Regions from separate parts of the Mus musculus genome. Here region 2 is linked to region 1. Evidence: chromatin loops called from intact Hi-C (ENCODE). Cell type or tissue: heart. All regions are shown on one strand. Each heading gives the region's core, and the rest is flanking DNA. Links, peaks and the distances in the headings are about the cores only.

What was found. Hi-C counts contacts between places; a loop is a spot of excess contacts. Peaks named below come from ENCODE experiments on the same cell type or tissue, not always from the same donor. Only the 100,000 strongest peaks of a DNase experiment are listed, where the experiment ranks them.
Region 2: it touches region 1 in a loop (6-fold over the local background); 41 of 42 quality-filtered maps call a loop at or near these places.

What each region holds. Positions count from the first base shown.
Region 1 is chr12:79,086,233-79,098,782 of GRCm38, reverse strand. Pigh (phosphatidylinositol glycan anchor biosynthesis, class H) reads left to right here and starts at 9,113. Exons shown (of 4, transcript NM_029988.2): 1 at 9,113-9,343. The coding sequence starts at 9,164. It overlaps 9230116L04Rik (RIKEN cDNA 9230116L04 gene), which reads left to right. Exons shown (of 3, transcript NR_110486.1): 2 at 288-446; 3 at 8,798-10,078. In heart, for the core only: CTCF peaks have their summits at 6,060 (motif pointing right) and 9,172; DNase peaks (open chromatin) are centred at 6,062 and 9,092; H3K4me3 peaks cover 1,297 bases; H3K27ac peaks cover 1,012 bases.
Region 2 is chr12:78,916,805-78,929,354 of GRCm38, reverse strand. Gm46359 (a long non-coding RNA gene) reads right to left here. Exons shown (of 3, transcript XR_001780635.2): 1 at 12,320-12,550; 2 at 7,636-7,775. It overlaps Gm46360 (a long non-coding RNA gene), which reads right to left and starts at 496. Exons shown (of 3, transcript XR_001780636.1): 1 at 429-496; 2 at 48-158. In heart, for the core only: CTCF peaks have their summits at 6,179 (motif pointing left) and 9,869 (motif pointing left); DNase peaks (open chromatin) are centred at 7,088 and 9,784; H3K4me3 peaks cover 82 bases.

The DNA.
Region 1 (12,550 bases), core at 2,930-10,929:
ATCAGCCAGAACTGCAAACCAAAACTGAAAAACAAAGTCTAACTTTCTGTGGGCTTGGTTCAGCACTTGGGGAGCAGGGCAGGGGAATCTCTGTGAGTCTGAGGCCTGCCTGATCTGCAGAGCGAGTTCCAGACCAGCCAGGCTGCAGGATGAGCTCACAAAATTGAGCTGAAAGGTGTCAGCAGCCTGTCTGGTGGGAATGAATGCTCTAAAGAGACACACACGCTCCTTTCTTTCATTGCCAAGCTTTTGAAACACGGACCTCTAAGAACTAAGAATTTCCCCAGGCATCTTTTGCTGGAAGAAAACGTAGAAGCCCTGATGGAAACCAGAGGACGGAATTTGTCACCGAGAGAAAGATTTACAAGTTGTCTGATGACCTTGCAGGAGAGACCTGGACCTGAGACTGTGGTGGCTGGGGGACCACACCTTGGCCAGACTACATGGTAATGTATGCCCTGCCCTCTCCCTAAGCTTCACTTTCACGTTGGGACCATGAAGATGGATTGGGGGGGGGTGGGGGGGCATTAGGGGGGTGGTGTCACTGGTTCTCTTTGTCCCTCTTTCCAATAGGGCCATATGTAACAAATCTCCTCTTTTTGCTTTTCGGCACTCATTTGGCTCTTTAATTGTCTCATAGACGGTGAATGGCCGAACCTGGCCTGTTGTGGCACCGGCTGTGATTATAAGCGAGGTAACAAACGTGTTCTGATCTAACTGAATCTACTTGTCTCTTAGGTTTAGACCCACTTTTTCTTTTGTCTGTTTGGGCTTTTATTTTTTGAGACAGTCTCACTACATAGTTCAGACTGGCCTTGAACTCATGATCCTGACAGCCTCCATCTCCCTAGTGCTGGGATTTCAGGTGGGAGCCACCAAGCCTGGCGAGGTTCTTTTTTTTTTTTAAATAAACTCTCCCATAACTTTGGTTTATGAGGTTTAAAAGCTTGTAGTTAGGGCTGGAGCTGTAGATAACTCACTTCGCATGCACAAATCCCTGAGTTCAACTCCCAGCACCACAAAAGCAACCTACCAACCAAAACCACAAAGAGACCAAAAGCAAACCTAGCACTTTGGTGTATAAAAGTTAAAAACATCATATATTACAAGGAGAGAGAATCCTTCCACACAAAAGCCAGATGATGTTCCTTGAATTAAAACTATCAAGTGTCACTATTGTAGAAGGCCACAAGGTGGGGTTGTGACTCCATGGAAAAGAGCTCTACCTTCTGTACTTGGTTTTTCCTCTTCTCACCCCTGGCCATCTTCGATACCAAGTGTGTGGTATATTTGTTTGTGTATATGTAAGTGTGTTTGTAGGTAAGCAGGCATGTGTGCATGTGTGTGTGTAGAATCCCCATGTTAATGTTAAGTGCTTTTGTCAATTGCTTTCCATCTAATATATTGACAAAGGACCTCCCACTTGGGCCTGGAGCTCACCAATGTGAATATGTAGGTAGCTAGTTTGCTCTAGAGATTCCTGGCCTCTGGCCTTCTGGAATTATAGGTGGACCCTCAAGCCCACCCAGCAAGCGGTGGATCTGGATTCTGGTCCTCATGCTTTTGCTCAGGCTGAGCCATCTCTCTGACATCCACTGTTTTCATTTGTTTGTTTTGTGTGAGGCAGGGTCTCACTGTGTGGTCCTCGCTGTCCTGGAAGTCAATGTGTAAACAAGGATGTCCTCGAACCCACAGAGATCTGTCTGCCTTTGCTTCCTGAGTGGGATATTGCTACGATAGGCTTGAGCATGCTTTTGTTTGGAGGAATGTGGATTTTGGAAAGCAGTGTAATGCTTTAAGTGGAGCTTAATGGGCCATACTGTTAGAAGCATGGAGGGCAGCGGTGCTGAGGGTGATTTTAACTGTGGGAGCCTGGCTCAAGAGGTTTCAGAGGTAAAAAATTTTAGTATGTGGCCTAGAGGCTGTTCTTGTGATAATTTGGTGAAAATGGAGTTGCTTTTTGCCCTTGTCTGGAGAGTCTGCCTGAGGCAAAAGAGATCTAGATTAATTGTATTGACAAAGGAAATCTCAAAACACCATACCATAGACTCTGTCCTGTAGTTCGCTCTTATAAAGAGCCTTTTGATCAGATGTAGCAAACTAAGAAAGGAAAGGTACAAAATGTGTGGTTCAAAGATTAAAGGGGCACCAGGACGTAGAATGAAGCTAAATCCTGTGTTCAAAGATATTAAATGTTATTAAGGGAGTGCAAGGTCCCACCCAGCTAGACTTACTGTTTAAACTTACAGTTGAACGAAGGATAGTTATATCATGTTAGGAGTTATTATGACCTGGTTGGTTATTGCTTTCATTTGGACATAAGGAGATATAATTGTGTGTCAAATTCACAAGGGATAGATTGTGATGGCTATTCTCAGTTGTCAACTTGACTATATCTGGAATGGAGGGCACACCTGGGATCCAGATCTTGAGGCTAGAAGACACAGACTTTGATCTGGATCTTGAGGCATAGTAGCCATGCTTATAAAGATCTTGTAAAAAGGAATTAAAGAAAAGCTTACGTCCAGGTGTGGTGGTGCATGCCTTTAATCCTAGCACTCAGAAGACAGAGGAGGGCAGATCTCTTGAGTTCAAGGTCAGTCCACAGAGCAAGTTTAAGGACAGTCAAGCTTAGGCAATGAAAGAAACCATGGAAAACAGAAAGCTGGTGAAGATGTAATTGAACCAAGGGGCCAAGTTCCAGTCCCAGCAAGCAGCAGAACTTGACAGCTTCTGTCATGTGGCTTTGGCTTTAGAGTCAAGAATAGAAGGAGTTACTGGGACAACTGATGCTGGCTAGCTGAAACTTAAAAATTAGCAGTGATTAAATAGAGACCAGAATCATTGAGGTGAAATCTTCTGAAAAGTGTTTTCTGAGAGCACAAAGAAGCTGTGTTCCAGAGATAGCCAAGGTTGTACTTTGTGCTGGTAGCTGGACTTGATAATGTGTAAGAATCACCTAGTTGTGGGGCTGGAGAGATGGCTCAGCAGTTAAGGGCACTGACTGTTCTGCCAGTGGTCCTGAGTTCAATTCCCAGCAACCACATAGTGGCTCACAACCATCTGTAATGGGAACTGATGCATTTTTCTAATCTGTGTCTGAAGACCACTACTATGAACTCATACAAATATAAGATAAATAAATCTTTGTTGTGTCCGGCCAGCGGTTCACATGTCTGGGTTCTGTTCTGGGAAGGCATTTTGGAATCTGGAAGAGAAGAGGGAGCTAGGCACCTCGAGAGAAATATGAAACCAAGACAGTCATTCTGATCAAGGTTCAATTTTAATGTCAGCAAACACGCTTTATAAAGAAGAGGGGAGGCCCATCTAGCCATGCAAAGTTTCTTTGAAGTAGATAGGTCAGCCTTTTAGTGGGAACTCAGAAGATTTCGGTGCTAACTCAGGAAAATCTTGGAAGAGAACCGGTTCAGCCTCAGGCAGGTTGGGCCTCAGGCAGGTAGTGGCACATCAAAGGAGCAGCACAGCAGGTGGCTCTGTTTAAGCAGCTGATGGTCACAGCCAGCCTTACTAGACTGGAAGGAGGTAACACTCTTTAAAAAAAGATCTCTCATTTTGAAGGCATAAGGGGATCATGGACTGGCTGAGGCTTGGCACTGTGAATGGCCAGAAAGGCCATTGTTGAAGGTACAGTCTCAGGGGCAGGTCAAGGACCAAAGAGGTCATGCAAAGAAGTTGAGGCTTGGCACCATGAAGAGAGCCTTTGAGAGGCTATTGATGAAAGTGCAGCCTAGTTAAAGCATAAGACCCCAAAGTATTGGAGATGCCAGTACTATGAGATGACCATCAAGAACAGCAGCAGCAGTGTAGTGCAGTCATCCAGAGCCTAGAGTGCTACAGAGGACAGAGCTGGAGACATGACTCAAGCATTTTGGAGGAGCCCAGAAGATCATGTGTAGATCCCGGACACTGGAACAAGAAACTAAGGAGTTGAAGTTGCCTTGGAGACCCCAGCATGATAGAGATGCCAGAGCCGTGGAATACCTGCTGAGGAAAGCTGCTAATAGGGAATGGGACCAACCCAAGAGAAAGAATTGTGTTGCAGTCAACAAAGCTGAAAGGACCTGGATACCAGACATAGAGATACAGAGTTTGGAGTTTGCCAAGCTGGGTTTTGGTCTTGCTTTGGTCTAATATTTCCTCACTATGACATTTTGGAATGGTACTGTATAACCTGTGATGTTGGAAGTATGTGATCTTCATTTTGATTTTGATTTTATAGGGGATTACATTTAGGAGATTGCATGAATCTCAGAAAAGACTTTGAACTTTGGATTTTTAAACATTGTTGAGACTGTGATAGACTGTGGGGAGTTTTTAATGGCTACAAGCCTATGGAGTCTGGGGGTGGAGTGTGGTGGTTTGAATAGGTTTGGCCCCCATAGATTCATGTGTTTCAATGTTTGGCAATAGGGTGTGGCTCTATTAGGAGGTGTGGCCTTGTTGGAGGAAGTGTGTATCCCTGTGTAGGTGGGCTTTGAGGTCTTTTAAGCTGAAGCTCTGCCCAGTGTGGAAACAGAGCCTCCTCCTGCAGAATACAGTCTCCTCATGGTTGTCTTTGGATCAAGAGCTAGAACTCTCTGCTCCTCCAACACCATGTCTGTCTGCATGCTGCCATGCTTCCCTCCATGATGATGATCCTCTGAAACTGTAAGTCAGCCCCAACTAAATCTTTGCCTTTTTAAGAGTTGCGTTGGCCGGGCGTGGTGGCGCACGCCTTTAATCCCAGCACTCGGGAGGCAGAGGCAGGCGGATTTCTGAGTTCGAGGCCAGCCTGGTCTACAAAGTGAGTTCCAGGACAGCCAGGGCTATACAGAGAAACCCTGTCTCGAAAAATGCAAAAAAATGAAAAAAAAAAAAAAAAAGAGTTGCGTTGGTCATATTGTCCCTTCACAGCAATGAAACCCTTGGACAGACCCTGTTCCCAAAATAAATAAATAAATAAATAAATAAATAAATAAATAAATAAATAGACTGGAGACATGGCTCAACAGTTAAGAGCGCTGACTGCTCTTCAAGAGGTCCTTAGCTCAATTCCCAGCAATCACATGGTGGCTCACAACCATTTATTGTGGGATCTGATACCCTCTTCTGGCGTGCAGGTGTACATGCAGACAGAGCACTCATACATTAAATAAATAAATTAACAATAAAAATAACAAAAAGCCAAACCAACCAACCAACAACAACAAATTCACACTCAAAACAAATCACAATAGCCGAATATATGGTGCTTTATAAACAAATATTTTGAGTGGAAGTAGCTTGATACTGCTCCAGAAGAAAAGTCTTTCTGTCTCCCATTTCTCACCCCACTTCTCTCTAAACCAAGTAACAGAAGTCAGGATTTCTTGTCCTTGAGCCAGTTTGTAGAAACCAGTTCCTCTTCTCCAAAGCCATTGACAGTCCTTATGTGGCAGGCGTTCTGCAATCTACACAGTGGGAAAGAATGCCATACACAGGTCTTTCTGAGTCTTCCCCATCATATTCTTTTATACAATCAATCACCTTTCTGTGTGGCTGCTTATTCTTCACTGAGCCTAAATATAAGCTCCTTGGGTCTTTGTGTCTTCATTTCTAAAGCTCTCATATCATGTAAAATGTTAAACTAATAATTCTGATGTTTTTGTTTATTAGCCTACTTTTAGTGATAGGTGTGTTGGCCATGACCTTTGTGACTGGTAACTGAAAAGACATTACACCCTGTCACCCCTGCAGACTGCCTAGGGATTCTGGGCCTGAGAAGTCGACAGAATGGTTCACTCCACGATTTTGCTTTTTCCTTGTGTATCTTAAACCAGATGCAAGAGAAAGAGCCGTGTGGTGAGGCTGGTATGTGCACACACACAAAATGCACGAAGGAAAACCTGCTTCCTCCTGCCAAAGGGCAAACAAAGGAGTGGCCTAGGAAGAGAGAAGACTTCAGACAATTAACTACTCCTGCCAAGTACCACAGGAAACGTTGCTCGCTCTTTTAGCTCTGTCAGCAAAGGCTGAGTGAGAAACCCAAACTTCACCTTCACCAGGGCTAAAGTTTGCCCCACCCAGCCACTAGGGGGCAGCAAGGACTTTCATACCCCAGAGGAGAACAGGAAGGTTGCCTGGACTTGCACCCCAGCCAAGTACAAACACCACCTTCCCAGCCAGGCATTAGTACAGGCCAAGTGAGGAGGTTGGACTTCTTTCTACCTCTACCTGGTGTTGATAGGGACCTGTTTCCTTGATATAGTAGTGGCAGAAGAGTTCTGACGTCAAAGATTTAAATAAGGCCTAAGCTTTCTTAATCCTATATTCCCAGGTTTGAATTGGAAGCCTCTCATTATACTAAGAGACAGGAAAACAAAACAAAACAGACAACAACACCAAAACAAAACACCAGCATGCTTAAGGGTCTAGGTTCAATCTCTGCCACAAGTGTACATGCCTGTACACACATATGTATGCACACATGTACATACACACATGCCCCTCTAAGACCCAGAAAAAAATCTCAATTTAAATGAAGTAGACAATTAACAAAACCAACAGTGAGATGAAATAGATGTTAGACTTTTCTTACTGAGGTGGTTTGAATGAGAATGTCCCCTGCCCCCCATAGTCTTATATGTTCGAACACTTGGTCTCTAGTAGGTGGAACTATTTGGGAAGGATTAGGGGGCGTGTGGCTTTGTTGGAGAAGATGTATCATTAGGGGCTGGCTTTGAAGTTTCAGTAGCCCACACCATTCCAGTTGGTACTCTCTCTCCCTTGTTTAGAGATCAGATGTAAGCTCTCAATCAACAGTGCTATGCCTGCCACCATGCTCCCTTCCATGATGGTCATGAACTTTAACCCTCTGGAACTGTGAGCCCCAATTAAATGCTTTCTTTTATAACATGCCTTGCTCATGGTATTTTGTCACAACAATAGAAAAGTAACTAAGACACATATATCTTAAAATGCATAATTGAAGTGACTAAGACAATAGTCCCGATCTTGTCCTGATCTTACCCTAACTCCATTTAATGTTTGCTCCCTAAACCTGTGAACAGTCATGTCGGCCTTGGTGTCACATTTATGACCTACCATGACCCTGACCATGGTTCAAATGCTTAATCTGAATATATAGCCCAAGCAATTGTTACAGTTCTGTGACCTACACTTGATGCCATCATGAGGTTTACCTTTAAAAGGCTATATACCACCATAGCTTCGGGGCCAAGAGTTTTTTTGAGGCTGGTCATAGTCACTGGCCAGTAAGGACTCTTAATTGGGACTTATATACATGATATCCTGTAACTTTCTCACATGGACCATTTACACACCCCCAGCATTTCAGAAAAAGCTGAGGCTGAAGGATCACAAGTTGGAGGCAGGTTGGCTATAGCGTGAAACCTTCTTTCAAAATACACCTCTGCCAAAATCAAACAGAATAAAAGCTATAAGACAGCATTCCTTTATAAAACTATTTATTTATCTGTGTATTTATTAGGCGTGCCATGGCTAGTGAGCATGTGGCAATCAGAGGGCAACTTGTGGCAGTTGGTTCTCTCTTTCCATCATGTGGATCCCATGACTCGAACTGAAGTCGTCAGCCTCGGAGGCTGGTTGCTTTCCCTGCAGGGCCCCTGGGAGGCTCATAACACAGTAGTCTTAGAACTACGAAATCCAAGTGTAAGCAAATCCTAAAGCAAGAGCTCCACAGAAAAGCTTTGAAGAGCCCAGCCTGAGCCTGTGGAGTCCTCAGTGGGATTATTCAATTACATTTGTTTCTCCATTATTCATATTTATAGTGACTCAAGTTCTAAGAATAAATTCAAAACAGTGGAAATAATTACATCATCAGAAGTATGATTGTCTGTGCACTGCCACAGTAGTGCTCCATCCATGCAAATATATGGTTGGCAAACAGCATCTATTAGTGGCTCCCCCAGTTACCTTTCCCTAGTGATAAGTACTTGAAGAACCAGCCTGCTTCCATATTAGGCTTGAAAGTCATCTTACAGTGAAGACAATCTAGGTTCATTCTTGTTTATGAGTAAACCTGTTTTTCAAGGATTGAGCTATGCCCCACCTGTGACCTTAACTACAAATGGTTCTGTACTGCTTGTTCCAAGAATGCAATCACGTCTTTGTTTCAAAAAGTTGTTTATAGTCATCTTGCAACCTGACCTTTGCTTCAAAGGGTTATATAGCTACCTTGTTAGGCCCATCTTTGCAACCTTGTGTCTCTGTTCCAGAGGGACTTACTTGCTATGCTTGTGTGCTGCTCCTATAACTATATTTTGACAGACAAACCCCTCATTTGGAAACCTTCCTATCCCTGAGCTATAAAAGCCTGCCTTCACATCCAAAGCTGAACCCCATCTCAGGAGGAGGCAGCCCGTGTATGTGAATTTTTAAAGCTTGCTTTAATTAATTTGGTCATGATGATTTGGGTGGCGGTCTTTCTCCTCTCGTTTTTTTTTTTTTTTTGGATTAATATACTCTTTAGCAGCTGAGCCATCTGCCCAACTCAAAGCCTACCTTCTCTTCCCATGCATCCTAGCCTTGCTAGTTTTTTGATTCCTGTGACTGAAACCCATTCCAGCCTCCAACTTTGTTTTTTCCTGGTCCTTCTTTCTGGAGACTACCCCCACCTCCACCCCAACTCCCCACAGAACAGTGTGGCCCTTGTAGGTTTAATGGCGAAGACCTTTAAGACCTTTACTTAAAGCTGCCCAGACCTTCTACTAGTCTGAACATTTTTGTCAATAACACTACTTAAGTTACGTCTATTTTTTTTTTTTTTTCCTACTAGGAAAGAAGCTATGTAGAGACAGAAATCTTCAGTACCTAAAATCCCTTCGCAGGGAAATGAATGAATGAATGAATGAATGGTTACACCTGCAGACCATTTTGGGGGAGTCTTTCTGGCGTAACAATATAAATGAGTCAGTCAAATGAACAGAGATCTTAATCTGCCCAAAACTGGTGCCGCGGTTCTGGGGAGTTTGGGCTAAGGATAAACTGGGAGAACTTGCTGCAAGTCCCAGCCCTGCTCTCAGTGAGCGACTACGGCTGCGCGGACAGGCAGGGCTCAGCCGCTTCCGGGATGGTCGGGAGCCAACGAGACTTCGAGCCTCCGGGTGGGCTAGAGCGGCGCGACATTCAGGTGTGTGCGGCCATGGAGGACGAGAAGAGCTTCTCCGATATCTGCGGCGGCCGCCTAGCCCTGCGGTGCCGCTACTACTCACCGTACTGCCGCGAGTTCGGCCTCAGCTCGGCTCGGCTGTCGCTGTGCTCGCTCACCGCGGTCACCTGCGCGGTGTGGCTGGCGGCCTACGGGCTCTTCACCCTGTGCGAGGTAAAGGCGGGCGCTCGGCCGGCGCAGGCAGCTTGGAGAGGTCTCGGGGCTGACCCGTGGGTCCGGGAGGGTGGGGACTCCCTGGATCAGGGTCGCCGTTCCACGGCAGGACTGCCCTCCCTCCCCGAGAAGTTTGTGCTTCTGGACGTTCTACCACAGTGGACCTACTTGCCCTGCTCATTCATGGAACATAACCTCCTCAGAGAACTCAGTGCATCCTCCCGCATCACTTACTGGGTACCAAAGCCAACGGATAGCAGGCGTGCGACAGAATTACAGAAAAGTTTTTGCCTCCACAACTGTGCAGTACAGAATCTCCACCTAATATCTGTTTCTCAAGGCCAGGTCAACTACCATCCCCTCTCCCAACCCTTCCCCAGTTTAAGTGCATTTTCTAAAGTGTTGCCAGGTCTAAGACACGAGGGTTTTCTATGCTCAGTTTTCAGACTTTCTAATCTTTTTTCCCCCCGAGCCTCATTTTTAACATCTCTAAGTTGAAATTAATGGTTCAAAATATTGCGAAGGTCAACTGCTATTATTTTGTGACAGTTCCCAAGCAAAAAGAGTCATCCGATTGGCCTTTGTTCAGGATGTTCTGTTCTGTTTTAACTCCCTGTATAGCCCTAAAATGAATATATTATTCCAGGAGTGATCTTAATAGAGCCAGTACACCAGAACTGTTTATTTCTGCAATTTTCATATTGTTTGTATTAAAACATCCCTTAGCTTTTTTCTATTCTTTTGCTATTATTATTATTCTTACTTTGTCTGGACTGGAAGGCTCTATGTGGAGCCTGCCTCTGCCTCCCTAGGGTTAGGATCAAAGGTGTGTGTCATCATACCTGGTTCAATCACATTTATGCTATCAAAGTGTGTGGCAGAGCATCATAATTTGCACAGATTTTCATAGATGAAGTTAAGTCCCCTCACTGAGGGTCTGGGGAATGAATGGCTCATCAGATGACTGCAGCGACTGCCAAACCTGACCACCTAATGCCAAACCTGACCACCTAATGCCAAACCTGACCACCTAAGCCGAATCCCCAGAACCCACATGATGGGAGGGAAGAATGGATTCAAAAAAATTGTCCTCTGACCTCTGCACAATAAATAAATATAAATAGTAGGGGCTGGTGTGGTGGTGCACACCTTTAATCCCAGCACTAGGGAAACAGAGGAAGGAACATCTCTGAATTCAAGGCCAGCCTGGCTACATCAGTCTACATTACCAGCTCCAGAACAAACCAAGGCTACACAGTGAAACCCTGCCTCAAACACAACACAAATAGTATTTTTTAAAAGACTCCTAATCTTTACCAATTTATATTTAAAAGTGTCTTCACAGGTCAGTTGAAGTTATTAAACTGACCTAGTCCTTCCCCAAAATTTTTAATATAATTGGATTTTTATTCTTTTTTGGGGGGATGGGGAGTGTTGGGGTCTTACCATGTAGCCTTGGCTGTTCTTGAACTCACTGTATAAACCAGGCTGGCCTGTAACTCAGAGATTCACCTGTCACTGCCTCACAAGTGCTGTTGTTAAAGGGATACATCACCATGCCCAGTTGAATGTTAATGCCAGCCTATGTTCCTGATACCCGTGCAGTTATCTGCTGAATTTCTTATTTCAACCCCCCGGGGGGGTTCATAAAGAGTAATACTTTAATAACCTTGACATTGATAAAGTGACAAAGCTGGGCTTCCAAACTGGAGCTGCCTGACTTTGAAATCCCTTTCCATTGTACTTTGGCCTCGCAGATCTCAGGCAGTTGCAATTGTTACTGGTTGGTTTGTTCAGAGATACAGGGTCTTGCTATGTAGTTTAGGCTGTCCACACACTCTGCTTCGTCCTGGTTCAGCCCCTGTGAAGGCCTGGGCTGACAGGTGAGTGAACCACACCCAGCTCAGAGCTGTTCTGTCAGTTCCCTACTGCACTCATCTCTCTGGCATGGACACCCAAATGTCCCCCAAATGCACAAGTAATTGTGCTCTCTTCCATTACTTCAAGACTTCCCGAGGCCTCTGTGTGCAAGAGTTCAGATCTCTGCTCCTATTCAAACTCATTCATGGAAAGAACTCTCAAAGGACTCCTTCAGATGTGTGGCTCAACCCTGACTCAGATGAGCGGTGTGCATCCTTAGAATTTTGGCCAGGAAAATGGACTTTGAGGCAGATTATCTTAACAGAGGCTGAGTGGGTAACATTCCCTAAGCATTCATTGTTCTTCAGCCTGTCATCCCCTGCTTTTGATCGGTTTAGTTAACATCACTCCAATCTGCAGTGCAGTACCCTTTCAGCAGAGTGCACCTGTCAGCATGCACTACTTCTCTGCACCACCTGGGTCCTGAGGCCTTGGAAGTCTTTATGGAACAGCTGTGTGCATTGATCTATCTCTCTGTCTCCCTCTCTTCTTTTTCCCTCTCCATCATTTTTTCCTTCCTTCCCCCCTTCCTCTTCTCTTTCTCCTCCCTCTGACACTTTAAAGTCAGTAACACAGTATTCTAGACTTTTGTTTTTTAATCATTCTTGCAACCTGTAGAGGGCTGAGTTTTACCTTGGCTTTCTTCCACGGTGCTTATTTAGTTTGCACTGCTTGCAAGACACCACCCTGCACCTGAAGTTAATTAGCAGAAAGTAGCTGTTTCTGGGTCATCAGAGGCCCTGTTCTCACTCCTGCTTACCAGCCAGAAATAATCATCTGAACGGAAGTCATCAAGCTCTTTCTTTAAAAGGCCAAATTAATATTTTAGGCTTTGTGGATCCCTGTCCCATATTCTTTTGTCCTTTTATTTAAAATTTATGTGTATGGGTGTGTTGCGTATATGTCTGTACATGACATACATGCCTTGTGCTCAAGGAGGTGAGAAGAGGGTGTCAGGTCCCCTGGAACTGGAGTTATAGACAGTTGTGAACTTCCACATGGGTGTTAGAATATGAACTCAGGTCTTCTTGAAGAACAGCCAGTGCTCTTAACGGAAGAGCCATCTCTCCAGCCTGCTTTTTGTTATTTGTTGTTTGTTTAGAGACAGGGTCTCACTGTGTGTGTAGCCTTGTCTGGCCTGGAGCTCGGTGTGTGTAGTCCTGATCCACCTGCCTCTGCCTCCTGGGAGCTTGGATTACCATGAGCCACTGCATCTGCTTCTTTTTGTTCTTCCATCAACCTTGTAAAAAATGTTAAGAGCCATTCTTCGCTCAGAGTTGGCAAGCA
Region 2 (12,550 bases), core at 2,671-10,670, 170 kb after region 1:
CAGAGAAAAATATGGTATGAGCTTAGGTTGAGATCAAGCCTTCTTACCCTAGATCCTGTGACTTCCAGCCAGCTTTGAGACCGATACTTGACGCCTGTCTCTTGTGGTCTTAGGAGTTCAGCAGCAGGGCAGTGGTGGCACATGCTTTAAAACCAGCACTTGGGAGGCAGAGACAGGGGAATCTCAGTGAATTTGAGACCAGCCAGGTCTACAGAGTGAGTTTCAAGACAGCCAGAGAGACACAGAGAAACCCTGCTGTGAAAACATACACAAAAAAGGGGATGAGGTCCACTACTGCAGAACCACAGAGGCTCCCGTGCTCCCTGCTGATCTGTAAGGAGAGCACTTCATCTATCAGACCTGAACTCTCTATGACCCTCCCAAAGCTTCCAGAAAACTGATTACTATTTCCCAAGGATGTAACTGACCTGCCCAAGGTCACATGGCTGACATCCCAAGTGAGGTCTTCCTGACTCATAAGCCCTAATCTTCACCCTGTAAAGAAACAAGGGGTTTATGTCCTCTTTCAATGTCCTGCTGAGGCAAGAGGTTTGTGAGTTTGAGGCCATCCTTCTCAGAGAAGGAAGTCATGAACTCAAACCATCCAGGAGCTGAAACCTGCTTCCAGCCCTAACCCACAGCTTCCCAGCCCCTGCCGCCCAGGCCTAGTCTGCCATTATCTCTCATCTAGAAGCTGACCAGCTAACAAGCACTGGAAAAGGAGGGAGACTGGAACAGACTAGGGATGAAGGAGACAAAACATTTGTCTCCTGACCATAGCTTTCTGTCCCAAGTCCCAGTGCCAAGATGGCTCAAAGAGGCCTTTGGTAAGGTGCTGGGGAGAGAGTTGAGGGCTGGCCTGGGTGAGAGGGTGCTGGCCTGGAAGCCCGGGCTCTGAGAGTAGAAGGCCCTTAAATGGGAAATCAGCTTTTTGGTATCCTCTCTCAGACCTGACTCTGGACTCCCCCTGCTTAGTCATACTCTGTTTCCTCAGTCTATAAAATCAGGTGTTAGGGGCTGGCTGGCGAGGAGAGCAAGATAACGAATTCCTTGACTTTGGAATCAGAAGGACCCTGAAGGCAAGCTAACCCTGTCCCCGTGTCCATGTCTCTGTAACCCCTCCCACCAGTTCTTCCCACCTTGGAAACAGTGATGCCTAGTGCTCCCCCTATTCTTCCTCCTCCTCTTCTTCCCCCTCCTCCTCCTCCTCCCCACCTGTGGGGAAGTCCTTAGGTGAATTTCTGAGTATGTCTCAAGTTCCTTTCCCTCTTCCACTTTCACAAGCAAGGACAAGACACTGTGCCCTTCCCCATGGCCTTCTTGCCTCTAAGTCTGTTTCTCATAGACTGCTCTCAGACCTGAGGCTACAGAGACAATTCAAAACTGATCGTGTTCTTTGCTTAAACTCTCCAGTAACTTCCCATTTGACTCAGACAAAAATCAAAATCACACTATGCGTGGTGACACACCTGTACTGTAATTCCAGCACTTGGAGGTAGTGGTGGGCCATCTAGGCTAGCCTTCGGTGACACTGTCCTAATAGAAGTGGGGCTCCCTTTGATGAGCAAGGTGATGAACCATGCAAGGTTGCCAAGATTGTGTACCCAGAGGGAGCTGCTGTGAGGACCACCAGGAAAGAGTGGGAGACTGTATCTCTCAGACAGGAATCAATGTTTCAAAAGAAGCCTGCTTGTCTGCCTCAGGGCCTCAGCGTGGCACATTGCTGAGTTAGGTCTGGCTACCACAATGTCCCTTACTGATTCCTGATAGAGAATAGACTCTCTAGTCTCACACAGGTGCCAATCGGCCTGGTTTTCTGGGCATTGGCCCAGACTTCTTGGGGGAGTTTGACCACCCTTGGCAGAAAGTAGTATTATGTGACATCCCCAGGTCCTGGCAAGAAGCCCCGAGACTCTGGGCAAGAATGGATCTATAAGTTCCAGGAAGAGAACTTCTGTGGGAAGCAGCTGTGGTGGCACGTCTGGGCCTCAGGGATCAGCGTGCAGGAAAGGAAGCCCTCTGGGAGCAGAGAGGCTCAGAAGAACATTAGGAACAAGCCATCAGCTCTGTCTCCCTCCCTTATGAAGGAAGACTCGGCAGTCTCTTTAATAGGCAGCCTGGTAAGTCTCCTTTAATAACTTGGTTTTTTACCACATATACTGTGCAAAATGTGCAAACACCAAACTTACTTAAACAAAAGACAGCCCCCCCCTTGTGGTGCCTCCAGGGTTACAGTCTGGGGATGCTTATGCCATGCCATCCAGGTCTTGAACAGCATTGACTTCTAGTCACTTAAAGATTTATTTATTTTGAGCCTTCATGTGGTTGTTGGGAAGTGAATTTTAGGACCTCTGCTCACAAAGATTTATTATTATACATAAGTACACTGTAGCTATCTTCTAACACACCAGAGGAGGGGGGTCAGATCTCATTACGGGTGGTTGTGAGCCACCCTGTGGCTGCTGGGAATTGAACTCAGGACCTCTGGAAGAGCATTCAGTGCTCTTACCCACGGAGCCATCTCAACAACCCGCCCCCCCTTCTTCCCCTCCCCATCCCACCCTCCACCTCCGAGGCAGTGTTTCTCTGTATAACCTCCCTGGCTGTCCTAGAACTCACTCTGTAGACCAGGCTGGCCTTGAACTCAGAAATCCGCCTGCCTCTGTCTCCCAAGTGCTGGGATTAAAGGCATGTGCCACCACTGCCTGGTGACTTCTATTCTCTTAATTAAAGTCTGGGGTCCCTAGGAGATTTAAAAAAAAAAAAAAAAAAAAAAAAAAGGAAAGGAAAGGAAAGGGTGGCAGGCAAGTAGAAACGCCCTTAAGCAAGAATCCCACAGAGGCTTTCTAGGTGTTTGGTTAATTATTCAAATGACCTACCTGGGCTTTTGTCAAAAACAGTCAAACCTTTTATGACTTCCTTACCCGAGGCTCAGGGAATGTTGAAGAAGACATGCACATGACAACAATTATTGAAAAAAGAGGCCATGAATTTCAAAGAGAACAAGAAAGGGTAAATGGGAAATTTGGAGGGAAGAAAGGAAAAGGGAAAAAGTTAAAAAATACTATAATATATATTAAAAAAAAATCCCTTGTATGACCATTCTGAGTCTTGGGAGGGCTTGTAGAACTGACTGCAACACGATGACTAGGCAGTGACTGTGGCCACTGTATCCTGTTATGGGCATCTCATGGAGGGGTTGCCACTGCCTCAGGGTCCGGGATTTTGGATGTCCATGCCTGTTGCTTGAATCCCTCTTCAGTCCTTCAAAGGCTCTCTTGTCTGTGGTTTGTGTAGTTGAGTGCTCTGCAATGTGAACGTGGTAATGAATCATCTGGTCTGATTACAGAACGAATGTTCCTGGGCCCTCTTTAAAGATTCTCAAAAAAAAAAAAAAAAAAAGGGGGGGGCTGGTGAGATGGCTCAGTGGGTAAGAGCACCCGACTGCTCTTCCGAAGGTCCAGCGTTCAAATCCCAGCAACCACATGGTGGCTCACAACCATCCGTAACAAGATCTGACTCCCTCTTCTGGAGTGTCTGAAGACAGCTACAGTGTACTTACATATAATAATAAATAAATCTTTAAAAAAAAAAAAAGATTCTCACCAACGAGTCACAGAGGTTCTGCGTCTTTATTCTGAGAGCATCCCAGTGACTCTGAGCCATTTACCTAGTCCCACCTGTTTTATTTTTGAGACAGAATTTCAAGGCTGGTCTACAACTCTTCATCCTCCTGCCTCAAACTCCACCATGAGGAATCGTTGTACAAGCAACTAGCTTTTAAGTTATTTTCTTTTTAACTTGAGTAATATTATAACAAGCACTGTAGAAACCACAAGGACCACATCTTAGCTATAGCTATGGAAGTAAGATTGTGGAATCAAAAGATGGAAACAGGCTTTTAAGGTTTAGTCATATTAGCATGTCTGTACTACCAAACATAAAATTGTATCACTTAGCCAGGCAGTGGTGGCCCATGCTTTTTATCTCAGCACTTGGGAGGCAGAGGCAGGTGGATTTCTGAGTTCTAGGCCAGCCTGGTCTACAGAATGAGTTTCAGGACAGCCAGGGCTATACAGAGAAATCCTGTCTCAAAACACCCCACCCATTCTCCCCCTCCCAAAAAATTGTTTCACTTAAATGGATTTTGCTTTGCTTTCAAACAGGATCTTGAGCAGTGCAGGGCTGGCTCGAACTCTTGATCCTTCTGTCTCCATGTCTTGACTGCTGGGATTATAGACATATACTACTATGCTTGGCTAGAATTGATATCTGCTTTCTTTTCTTTGAGACAGAGTCTCATGTATTGCTGCCTGTCTTTCTTACTATGTAGCCAAGTCTGGTCTTTAACTCCTGATCACCCTGCTTCTACACACCAAGGACTAAGATAACAGTCACACACCACCACACTGAACCTTAAATTGCTTTTTTCCAGGGGTTGTTTCGTTGACACAATACCTCATTATGGAGACCAAGTTAGTCTCAAACTCATAGAGATCTATATCCCTCTGCCTCCCAAGTGCTGGGATTAAAGATATGCTGCACCAGACTGGCCTTAAATTGATTTTTTTTAACAACATAAAAAGTTAATTAAAACAGGAGAATGAAGAGTTGTAGGCTAGCCTGGGATGTGTAGTGAAACTGAAACAGGAGAATGAAGAGTTGTAGGCTAGCCTGGGATGTGTAGTGAAGAGTTGTAGGCTAGCCTGGGATGTGTAGTGAAACTGAAACAGGAGAATGAAGAGTTGTAGGCTAGCCTGGGATGTGTAGGCTAGCCTGGGATGTGTAGGCTAGCCTGGGATGTGTAGGCTAGCCTGGGGTGTGTAGTGAAACTGTCTCAAAAGCAGACGGTTGGGCATGAAACTGGGAGATGGTTCAGAAACCCTGGTGTCCCAACTTTAATTCTAGCCTCAGAATTGAGAGGCAGGCTCCCCCCAGAACATGCTAGCTAGCAAGATTAGTCATATTGGAAAAGAATAAAATGGAGAAATAATTGAAGATGATCCCCATATCAACATTGTACCTCCAAATGCATCACACACACACTCACACACACCTACACACACACTCACACACACTTGTACAAACACTCACACTCATACCTATACACACACTCACACACATCTATATACACACACACCTATACACATACACACACCTACACACACATACACACACACACACACACTCACGGTGGGGGCAGAAGAGATGTTTAGATTTCAAGATTCACAGTGAGGCTGCTCATTTCTCTATTTGTGTGTGTGAACTCTTGATTCTTATCAAAAAGGATCAGGATTCTGGTTTTGGGTTTTTTTTTTTTTTTTTTTTTTTTTTTTTGTAAGCTTGGGGCAGTTCTTCAGTTATTTTGGGCAGAGAGCTTTATTTGCTCCATGAGTCTCTCCCCATCTGTGGCTTTCACTTCCCTGTTTGCTTTATTGCATTTGGTGGCACAAACGGCTTTTAAGAACAGATTTAGATCCATCCCTCCTGTCTCTGATGTCTGTTGCAGGGATAGTTAGAATGTTTTCTCTGGTCACAGCTGAAAGTTTCCATTTCCATTTCTCTCTGTGTCTTTTTATGACCCATTTGGAGTATACCGTGATGCACGATATGAAAAATATGGGTGGAAGCTGATCCTAAGCTGTGCTGACATCCCACAGTTTTCCCGCAGAGTGGCTCTTTCTTGTAGTGTTCTGTGGATGCTTCTTCACCATCGGCCAAGTCTTTAAATAATGTTTCTGTCTTAACATAGTCTACGCTGGTTCCTAACTTTTCTCTGTTTTTGCATCAAGGCCTCACTGTGTTTTGGTGGCTGGCCTCAAACTCACAACTCCATCTGTCTCTGCCTCCCAAGCGCTGGGATTAAGGTATGTGTCCCTACACGTGACTATCTTTTCTTATTTTTGTCCTGATATGTTTTGAGCTGGTCATGGTGGCACATGCCTGTGATCCGGCACCGACAAGCCTGATGAGGGGGACTATAAATTCCTGCCAAGATGGGTTAAATTGTGAGGCCCTGTCTCAAGCAAACAACAACAACTTTTTAAAAACTTTGCCTGGGCTGGAGAGATGGCTCAGAGGTTAAGAGCACTGACTGTTCTTCCTGAGTTCAAATCCCAACAACCACATGGTGGCTCACAACCATCCATAATGAGATCTGATGCCCTCTTCTGGGGTGTCTGAAGATAGCTACAGTGTATTTATATATAATAAGTAAATAAACCAACCTTAAAAACAAAACAAAACAAAACAAAACTTTGCCCATTCAGATTCCAAATGAATTTTAATAATTATATATGTTATATAATACATCCCATTTTGTCTTTTTCCTCCCCATTTTAGTCTTATTATTCAACTTCACAATCAGAATTAAAGGAGCTGGAGAGGTGACTCAGTAATTTAAAGCAGGGACTACTCTCACACAGGAATACAGTTTGATTCCCAGTACTTATGCCAGGTGGCTCACAACTACCGGCAACTCTTAGATACAGGGAACCCCATGTCTGTGGCCTCAAGGGCACCTGTACTCATGTGCACATGGTCACACATACACATAATTTTTTTAAAAGATTTTTAAAAATCAGAAACACTGTTGGTGGTGGCACAGGATCCCAGCACTCAGGTGGCAGAGGCAAGTGGATCTCTGTGAGTTTGAGGCCAGCCTGGCCTACAGAAATAGTTCTAGACCAACCTGGCCTACAGAGATAGTTCTAGGACAGCCAGGGCTACACACACACACACACACACACACACACACACACACAAAAGTCTGTCTCAAAAACAAAACAAAACAAAAAATCAGAATGAAAATCCATCCCTAGGTCAATCAGGTTTTTCTTTACTCTTTCTATTTAATTTTTTTCTTTGAGTAAATATGTTTTACCCCAAAGCATTTACTCAACCCCAACCACATACTTTATTTTCTGAGTTTCTGTTTTGAACAATCTTGCTCTCTCCCTTTCTGTTCCCTTTCCCCTAGGCCACTCTTATTCTTGTGCTTACTAAAATAAAAGCATTTGACCCAAAAGCCACACAGCTAAAATGATACACTTCCACCCTCCTGACCCAGCAGATGTCATTTCTTGGCATCAGCCAGCAGCTGTCTTTGGATTGCTGAGGACGCTCACAGCTGCCTTTCCCTCTTGACTTTTCCCTCCCTGTAAATGGGCAGACTTATCTTTGCACTATCTTCCTGGATTAAAACATTACTCATCTTTAAAAGACTCAATATTCCAGAAGTGCCGTCCCCACTTAATGTATGAAACAGGAGGAGACAGTGTACTAAGTCGAATGATGTCTCCTCAGCATTCATGCCCTCCAGGATGGGACTGATTTTAAATAAGGCCTTTGCAAGCAGAATCAGTTATAATGAGGTCATACTGGGGTTAGGATGGACCCTACACCCAATGACTGGTGTCTTTATAAAAGAGAAAACACATGGAGAAGCCATGTTGTGAATGAGAGACAAAGTGGAGGAATGTGTCTGCAAAACAAAACATTCCATCATTGCCAACATACCCCAGAAGGTAAGAGACTCGGGACAGGTTCCCTCCCATCTTCAAAGAACCTAGTCCTTTGGACACCCTGAGTTCAGACTTTCGGCTCCTCAAGTGTGAGAGTACACACTACACTCACTTGTGAAGGCAGCTGTATGGATGGCTCCAGTCCATCTTCCTGGGCCTCTCCACTGCTGGCGTTTCATCCTTAGATCCGCTGAGACAGGGGAGGGGTGTTCTTGAAATCCTGCCCAGAGCAGAACATGAGCAGTCCCCCCTCTGGAATGCAAACATCAAGGAAGGACAAATTTTCTCCTGTTTCCTGACCAACTGCAAAATCTGTCTTTGTAGCAGGACTATTTATGGGACATTCTGGTTTCAAGTACCCAAGGCTCTGTCATCAAGGGATTCAGTGGGGCATAATTTAGAAGTTTCTGACCACCAGGCTTTCAGTCTTGGCTCCACCATCTTTTAGAGACCTAATTCTGGACAAGTCGCTAGACATTTTGAAACCCTATCTGTAAATGGAGACAATAATCATTTACTCCCAGCATGTCTTACGGAGTTAGTGCTAGAATCCGTGAGATGATTTATGGAAAAGCATTGTTTAAACTGTGAACCTCTGGGTAGATGTTTCCAATCACTAGTGACTACCCATGAAGCAGAAGGGGCCGGGGGAAGGGTTGAAAGAGCTCATGCTTCTTGCTCTGTATCTTTGTTTTGTGTGTCAGGTTTGTGTGTTTAAGATGTGTTTTTATTATTTTAACTAAGTTTATGGGGTGGTAGGTACACATGACTTCAGGTGACCTCAAAGGCTGGAGAACACATTGGATTGCCTAGAGCTGGAGTTAGAGGGAGTTGTGAACTGCCCAACTTGGGTGCTGGGAACTGAACTCAGGTCCTGTGAAAAAGCTGTTTCAGCCTCACACTCTGGGACCGCCTTTCCAGTCACTAGTCTCTTATGTTTATTTTTTGAGTTCTGAGGATCATGTTCAGGGCTTCCCATGTAATAGAGACAGGCCCTGCTGCTAAACCACACCCTGGCCCATTCCATGTCTTCAGTGAAGTAAAAGGTGGAAAATACTGTTAAAGATTTTTTAAATGAAGAGTGTGTGTGTATATGAGAGTGTGTTTGTGTGTATATGTGTGTGTGAGTATGTATTGTATGTGTGTGTGTGTTTGTGTGTGACCAGTAGAAGCGAAAAGAGGTTGTCAGATACCCTGGAACTGTAGTCCGGGTGTTGTGAGCTGCCTGGTGTGTGTCTCCTGGAAGAATAGCAGGCAAGTGCTCTTACACGCTGTGTCTTCTTTCTAACCCCTGTATCATGCCTGTAATCCTAACTAGCACCAAGGAGGTGGAAGCAGGAGGATCATCCAAGTTTAAGGCAGCTTGGGAGACTTGAAACCCTGTCTTTCAAAAAGTCGTTTTCAAAAACATTTACTGAAGAAGCGAAAGCAAATAAAATTCTCTGCCCTCATTCCAAGTTACAGGTATACTAAATGATAAGACAATACAAAGGGTCTACTGTTGGTTTGCTGGCTTGCAACACCTCTTACACAGGTGTTAGGTATAACCATCGCTGATAGTGTTATTAATGGAAAACTTCGCTTCCGGTTCAGCTTCAGCCTGATGGAGTTTGAAAAAGTTATTTTATCCCTGTGGGTTCTAATGTATATAAAATGAAATGATACATCTTAAACCTTAATATTTCTCCCAATGCTGTAATCCTAGCATCTCTCTGACTCCCATGAGGTCGTTCCACTTGCCATGAAGACCGACATTAAGATTACCAGATGAGGGATGGAGAGTTGGCTCAATGGTTAAAAACAATTATTGTTCTCACTGAGGACCTGAGTTCAATTCCCAGCACCCACATGTCTGCTTACAACTTTCTTGTCACACTAGGCACTCGTGATAAACATCATACATTCAGGCAAAACTTATTTATGTAAAATTATAAGATAAATATATTTTTAAATGTTTTTTGTTGTTGTTGTTTTGTTTTTTAGATCATTATATGAGGAAGCTGGCTGCTCAAAGATCATGAGGTTGCCAGGTCACATCACAGGTGAATGTGGGGTGGTGGTGGTGCAGGAATTCTTCCACAGACACAGAATGACAAATACCCAACACTTAAGGAAGGAAAGGACAGGCCTCGAGCCCAGGGTGGAAAGGCAGGACTGAGCTGAGTAAGCTGGGTCTCTATCCCTGACTTAGTCCAAAGGTGGAAGGAGACCGTGAGGTAGATTAACATGCAGTTCTCTGCAAAGGCAGGGTACATACAGCTTAAAAGCCACGCTGAGGAGGCGGGCTGCTTGAGTTTGTAGGCTTACGCAACAATCATGGCAATAGCACCCTCTAGAGGATGGTTGGAAGATTACATATGTGTAAGCACTAGGAGGCACCTAAGGAGCTCGCGTGGGTGTGTGGTAATTGTCCTCCCAACACAAAGGGAAGGAAACATGGCATGACCTGTGTCCTGTGTATGCATGCATGGCTATATCTTGAGCCTGTAACAGACCACATAATTAGAATGGATGTTTCCCTATAAGGGAGATAAAGGTAATAAAATGTATGGGGGAACTAACAAAAGTATACAAGCTACGCCTTGCCGCACGTGGGGCTCAGTCTTTGGATATAAATCTGCTGATCAAGTGCCAGAACAAATAAATGCTACGTCCTGGCAGAAAGCCTTTGTCCCGTTTCTCTGTTTGAAAACGCCACAACAGACGATAAATTTTAAGTTATTTCTTTTTCCGTTTGCATGTTTGGGCGCCAATGTGTATGGTTTTCATTTGGAGGGTCAAAGTTGATTTTGCACATCATTCTTGATTTCTCTCCTACCTTATTCAATGAAGCAGGGTCTCTCTGCCTAAACCCAGAGCTAACTGGTATGGGTAGTCTCTCCTGCCGTGTTGCTCTAGAGGGTCTTGTCTTCATCTTCTGAGGCGGGATTTAAAATGGGCTACCCTGTTCAAGCAGCTTTAGTCATGAGGATTGGGACTCTGGTCTTCACTTTTGCATGGCCAGTGTTTAATCACTAAGCGTCCCCGTCCCCCCCCCCCCCCCCCCAGCTATCACTGTGTATTTTACTCTGATCTTAAGGAGCAAGGTGCAGTTTGAGTTTGGTGCATTGAGGACACCTTGTGTATGTGGGTAGATAGCTTCTCAAATGTTCTAGAAACAGCAGAGATGCCCCATCTGGGGGAGTGGAGGCCAATACAACATTCCCAAGCTCCTATAAACACCAAGAATACTCCGACTGTGTCTTGGGTTTAGTACAGGAACCCTGAAAAGAAAGGAGGGAGCACAGGAGCGAGGCTTTGGCTCCAGCTTGGATCCCCTGAATCTGCTGCGGAGAGAAAGCACTTCTGCCACAGCCTCCTCCACCTTACCTGCCAATGACCATTTCAACGACGCGAGGTTTGGTTGCCCTCTAGTGGCCACTCTGATGATGAAACTCACTTAAAACTGGCAGCAACGTGGTGTAGTACTTGCCCCTCCCCTTTGTTTCTCCTCTCCCCTCTTCTCCCCTCCCCTCTCTTCCCTTCCCCCTCTTTCCTGTCCTCTCCTCTCCTCTCTTCTTCCCTCCCTTCCCTCTCCTCTCTCCTTTCTTCTCTCCCTTCCCCTGATCTTTTTTTTTTTTTCTTTCCATTTTTTCTTTCTCCTCTCTCTGGCCCCATCCTTAACTTAATTTACTTATTATTGTAACTTTTACCATAGTTAATTTTTAGCTTCATACTTTACATTTTTGCCATTTTCCGCCTATGGTCATTCGTGGTAATAAACTTTGAGTGTATTTCTTTAAAAAAAAAATAGCACACCTTTAATCCCAGCACTTGGGAGGCAGAGGCAGGTGGATTTCTGAGTTCGAGGCCAGCCTGGTCTACAGAGTGAGTTCCAGGACAGCCAGGGCTACACAGAGAAACCTTGTCTCAGAAAAAAAAAAGAGAGAGAGAGAGAGCTGGGAGTGGTATAATATATATTTAATCCCAGCATTTAGGAGGAAGGGGCAGGAAGATCTCTGTCAATTTAAAGCCAGTCTGGTCAACATAGCAAGTTCCAGGCCAGCCAGGGCTACATGATATATAAATAAATAAATCTTAAAAAAAAAATCTAAGTGTGGTGGCATGTGCCCTCAATCCCAGCACTCGGGAGGCAGAGACAGAGGGATTTTTTGAGCTGGGGCCAGCCTGGTCTACAAAGCAAATTCCAGGACAACCAGCTTTACACAGAGAAGCCTGTCTCAAAAAGCCACCAACAAAAAAGGTTGTAGAGGGGACACAGTAAGAATGTCAATGTATGGGAAAGCCACCATATGGATGAGAAACTAGCAAGGAGACTGAGATTTTTTTTTTTTTTTTCTGAGACAGGATTTCTCTGTATAGCCCTGGCTGTCCTGGAACTCACTCTGTAGACCAGGCTGGTCTTGAACTCAGAAATCTGCCTGCCTCTGCCTCCCTAGTGCTGGGATTAAAGGCGTTCGCTACCGCGCCCGGCTGAGACTGAGATTTTTGAAGAAAAAAAAATCAATCTGAAATTCTGGAGATGAAAAACTCAGTGAAGGGCCAGTGAAATGGCTCTGTGGGTAAAGGCAGTAGCTGCCAGGCCCGATGACCTGGGTCTGATCCACGGCACCCACAGGACAGAAGGAGAGGACTGGTTCCTGCAAGCTCCCTTCTCACCTTCTGAACTCAAGACACACAGGTTTGCCGTGCCCTGTGTCCTCGCCACCAGAAAATAAATCAGTTAATGCAATTTTTAAACTTAAAAAAAAAAAAGCTGAATAAAGCAAACAAAAAGTACAGTGGGAAATACTCACCCTGAAGGCTCACCCTGCAGAGAGGCAGGAAAACTGCCAAAAGTTTGAGGCTACCTTGTTCTACACAGTAAGTTCTGTGCCAGCCCAGTCTCCATTGTGATACCCTGTCTTAAGAAAACAAACAATAGTAGCAAGGGAAACAATGGAAAGCGACACCAAAAGAGTAAGTCAAGCAGAAGAGGGAACACCCAGGACAGAGGGCAAGGTTGAGGGAATGATATATAGTTCTGC